Linked DNA regions of Homo sapiens: region 1 is linked to region 2. A link is an interaction called in ENCODE POLR2A ChIA-PET data of the cell type or tissue named here. Cell type or tissue: A673. All regions are shown on one strand.

Region 1 (2,500 bases), 580 kb after region 2:
CTAAAGTTGCTTATCAGCTTAAGGAGTTTTGGGGCTGAGACAATAGGGTTTTCTAAATATACTATCATGTCATCTGCAAAGAGAGACAATTTGACTTCCTGTCTTCCTGTTTGAATACGCTTTATTTCTTTCTCTTGCCTGATTGCCCTGGCCAGAACTTCCAATATTATGTTGAATAAGAGTGGTGAGAGAGGGCATCCTTGTCTTCTGCTGGTTTTCAAAGGGAATGCTTCCAGCTTTTGCCCATTCAGTATGATATAGGCTGTGGGTTTGTCATAAATAGCTCTTATTATTTTGAGATACGTTCCATCGATACTTAGTTTATTGAGAGTTTTTAGCATGAAGGGATGTTGAATTTCATCAAAGGCCTTTTCTGCATCTATGAGATAATCTTGTGGTTTTTGTCATTGGTTCTGTTTATGTGATGCATTATGTTTACTGATTAGCATATGTTGAACCAGCCTTGCATCTCAGGGATGAAGCCGACTTGATCGTGGTGGATAAGCTTTTTGATGTGCTGCTCGATTCAGTTTGCCAGTATTTTACTGAGGATTTTCACATCAATGTTCATCAGGGATATTGGCCTGAAATTTTCTTTTTTTGTTGCATCTCTGCCAGGTTTTGGTATCAGGATGACGCTGGCCTCATAAAATGAGTTAGGGAGGAATCTCTCTTTTTCTATTGTTTGGAATAGTTTCAGAAGGAATGGTACAAGCTCCTCTTAGTACCTCTGGTAGAATTTGGCTATGAATCCGTCTGGTACTGGGCTTTTTTGTTGTTGTTGGTGGTGGTGGTGGAGGTGGTAGGCTATTAATTACTGCCTCAATTTCAGAACTTGTTACTGATCTATTCAAAGATTCAACTTCTTCCTGATTTAGTCTTTGGAGGTTGTGTGTGTCCAGGAATTTATCTATTTCCTCTAGATTTTCTAGTTTATTTGCACATAGGTGTTTATAGTATTCTCTGATGGTAGTTTGTATTTCTGTGGCATCAGTGGTGATATCCCCTTTATCATTTTTTATTGTGTATATTTGATTCTTCTCTCTTTTCTTCTTTATTAGTCTAGCTAGCAGTCTAACTATTTTGTTAATCTTTTCAAATCCCCAGCTCCTGGATTCATTGATTTTTTAGAAGGGTTTTTGTGTCTCTATCTCCTTCAGTTCTGCTCTGATCTTAGTTATTTCTTGTACTCTGCTAGCTTTTGAATTTGTTTGCTCTTGCTTCTCTAGTTCTTTTAATTGTGATGTTACGGTGTCAATTTCAGTTCTTTCCAGCTTTCTGATGTGGGCATTTAGTGCTATATATTTCCCCCTTAACACTGGTTTAGCTGTGTCCCAGAGATTCTGGTACATTGTCTCTTTGTTCTCATTAGTTTCAGAAAACTTCTTTATTTCTGTCTTAATTTTGTTATTTACCCAGTAGTCATTCAGGAGCAAGTTGTTTCAATTTCCATGTAGTTGTGCAGTTTTGACTGAGTTTCTTAATCCTGAGTTCTAATTTGATTGCACTGTGGTCTGAGAGACTGTTATGATTTCCATTCTTTTGCATTTGCTAAGGAGTGTTTTACTTCCAATTATGTGGTCAATTTTATAAAGTGCTATGTGGCACTAAGAAAAATGTATATTGTGTTGATTTGGGGTGGAGAGTTCTGTAGATGTCTATTAGGTCCACTTGGTCCAGAGCTGAGTTTGAGTCCTGAATATCCTTGTTAATTTTTCTTCATTAATTAATTGATCTGTTCATTGATCTAATATTGACAGTGGGGTGTTAAAGTCCCCCATTACATTACAACTGTGTGGGAGTATAAGTCTCTTTGTAGGCCTCTAAGAACTTGTTTTATGAAACTAGGTGCTCCTGTATTGGGTGCATATATATTTAGGATAGTTAGCTCTTCTTGTTGCATTGATCCCTTTACCATTATATAATGCCCTGAAAGTGCTTTTTTTAAAAAAAAAAAAAAAAAAAAAAACAAACAAAAACCAGGTAAATAAGGACGTATACACATATAAACACTAAAGCATTAGCGCAAGACTTCTTAATGTGTGACCTTTAATTTATGTCTTTCTATCTAGCGGAATGAGCTCCAACCTTGATAGCTGAGGACTAAAGCAAGAACCAGGACAGAGGGAAAAAAAAGATTTTGTGTAGCACATAGAAGGTTGTGAGAGTTTCTCCCAATAGAAAAGAGTTCCTGCTGGAATTGGGATCTATCCTTTCAGAGTGATCAGTATTTTCTGAGTCTAGGATAAGAGCTGGAATTTTCCTGGAGGTAGATCTTCCTTTTGTTCTAGAAGGAACCACTCTGTGAGCCAGTTTAGTCATAGATCTATAAGGCTGTTTGTTGTCTGGGGGAAAGTCTCATGGAAAGCCCCAAACCAATAAAATGATATTAATGCAGATGTTTCAGAGTGACATGTTGAACACATTTTTTAGTGAAGTTCCTTGGCATGCAATTTTTGGCAGGACTAAGCCTTTGGGAAACCAGAACCACCATGAAGCT
Region 2 (2,500 bases):
TTTGATGATTCAGTAATGGATTCTGGTACAACTAGTTATCCATATGGGAAAAAGTAAAATTATATCCCTATATCATGCCTTGTACAAAAATTAATCACAGGTAGGTTGAAGACCTAAATGTGAAAAGTATAATTTTTAAACATCTGAAAGGAAATCTTGTATCACCTTTGAATACCTAAGAATTTCTTAAACAATGTACAAAAACATAAACATTAAAGAAAAAGATGGATAAACTTGACTGTGTTAAAATTAGAAATTTCTGATGTTAAACAATACCTAAAGAAGTGAAAAGTGAGAAAGAGATTTAAACATATAAAAAATTTTATACACACTGTGTATAAAGAACCCCTATAAATCAATGAGGAAAAGACAACCCAATAGAAAAATGGGTAAAGGATATAAACAGGCAGTGGACAGAAAAGAAAACCTGAATGGCCAATAACCATAAACATAGTGATCAGGGAAACACAAAATTAAAACCACCAGAAAGTAGGATTTTACATTCCCCAGAGATCAAGTATTGGTGAGGATGTAGAGCAAATAAATTTTATGCACTGCTCATGGGAGAATTTCACTGACATCACCACTTTGGAAAACAATTTAACAAAATCTAGTACAGTTGAAGATGAGCCTATTGTATCATCTGCACCTCTACTGCTGGATCTAGTCCCTACAGAAAGTCTCCCAGTACCTGCCACGGTTCCTAGTGCCAAGTAAGAGCTCAGTAAATAGATGTTAAAAGAAGGAAGAAAGGATGGAAGGAAGGGAGAAAGGATGATAGCAAGGAGAGAAGGAAGGAAGGAGGGAAGTAAGGAAGAAGGGAGGAAGGAAGGATAGATATAAGAATATTTGTGTCATTGACTTCTTTTTGCTTTGTTTTGGGTGTTGTGGGACTGCTGCTTTCTTGTCTGTATGGTCTCAAACCACCCTAAAGGTTTGTCAACTCCAGTGGAACTTTGGGAATCTCAGACGATTCACCTCTACCTCTCAGATTTTACTATGAATGGCAGTAAGGATTTTCATAACCGATAAATACATTCTGTAAATGCATTTCCTTACAGAATTCACAATGGTACTTCTTTAAATGGTAAGCTCTGATTGCATATTTGAAGTGAATCTATGTAAGGTGTAAAATGAGATGTACTAGTATATTATGGGTAGCATAAAATATTAGTTATTACTGGATCTTTAAAATTCTATTGGCAAAGAAAGATGAGGACTGATGCCCTGAAAAGATAAAATATTATGTTTTTTTCAGGCATATGAGTAATCAAAAAGCATTTCACTGGTTTGTGAAGAAATGGGTATTCTTTTTAAATAGTAAATAGTCATATGCACTAAGCCAATTTTTAAAATAACATATATTCCCTAGAGCATAGAAAACATGGCAGCTCTTCCCATAGCTGGAAGAATGTGTGGTTACCCTGGCAACACCATTTTAGTTCCTGCTTCCAAGTACCACCTGGTGATTTAAAGTCTTAACAGCTGTGCAGCATCTACATTTCCATTGAGGAAATAAAACGCATTCATGCATCATCTAATGCAGAATTTAAGAAGAAACGAGCTTGCAAATTTGGGGAAGGAGGGAAAGAAATAGCACACATGCCAGCAAAGCCGACTGAGGTTTAAAAACCCTAGCTGCAGTCTTGGAAGTATTCCTGAAGCAGCTAAGTCCACTGCATTAAGGATATGGGATTATAGGCCGATTTCCCATCAGAACTCTAATGTACACATAGTCTCAGTAGCCTATGAACATTTTGTTATCCCATACGCAAAATATGTATTTGTAAGTGGAAATTGGCACTCTCCATCCTAACAGGCATTTTAACAAAATGGTTGTGTCCCCATCACTGTGAGAGGTAGAGAAATATAAAGAAAACAGTGTCCTCAGCTTCATGTTTGTTTCTCAGTGCTTCTAATTTCACCCAAAGTTTTGGGACCTTCCTTAGATCTAGTCATATTGAAAAAGCCAGATCCTTCAATAATTTCCAGTAGAATGAGTTTTTAGGTACTTGAGTGCTGTGGGGAGGAATGACATTGCTGGGCTGTAAGGAGGACAAGGGGCTAGGAAATAGTTTTCCTCTCACAAAATAGAAACTAGGAATAAGCAGTTTAAGGTATATAAAATTATTACTTTCCATTTTTCTCTTTGATTATTGTGATTTATATGTATATTATTAAAAGTTTAGAATAGAAGAAATATATAAACAGGAAAATCACTGAAGATGCTGACATTAATATATTGGGAAATTTCTTTTTTTTTTTTCTTTTTTGAGATGGTATTTCGCTCTTGTTGCCCAGGCTGGTGTGCAATGGCATGATCTCAGCTCACTGCAACCTCCGCCTCCTGGGTTCAAGCGATTCTCCTGCCTCAGCCTCCTGAGTAGCTGGGATTACAGGCAGGCGCCACCATGCCCGGCTAATTTTGTATTTTTAGTAGAGACGGGGTTTCTCCATGTTGGTCAGGTGGGTCTTGAACTCCCGATCTCAGGTGATCCAC

What was found. ChIA-PET counts read pairs that join two places held together with the same protein. Peaks named below come from ENCODE experiments on the same cell type or tissue, not always from the same donor. Only the 100,000 strongest peaks of a DNase experiment are listed, where the experiment ranks them.
Region 1: POLR2A ChIA-PET joins it to region 2 with 13 read pairs; 2 of 35 experiments call an interaction of 5 or more read pairs at or near these places.

The regions. Positions count from the first base shown.
Region 1 is chr12:46,975,666-46,978,165 of GRCh38, forward strand. No RefSeq gene overlaps it. Among named protein-coding and RNA genes, the nearest start is that of PCED1B, 100 kb to the right of the region's middle. In A673, no CTCF peak of the experiment used is centred here; no DNase peak of the experiment used is centred here.
Region 2 is chr12:46,394,050-46,396,549 of GRCh38, forward strand. The region is part of intron 2 of SLC38A4-AS1 (SLC38A4 antisense RNA 1); the gene reads left to right. Among named protein-coding and RNA genes, the nearest start is that of SLC38A4-AS1, 12 kb to the left of the region's middle. RefSeq lists an enhancer at 1,226-1,727. In A673, no CTCF peak of the experiment used is centred here; a DNase peak (open chromatin) is centred at 1,472; H3K4me3 peaks cover 546 bases.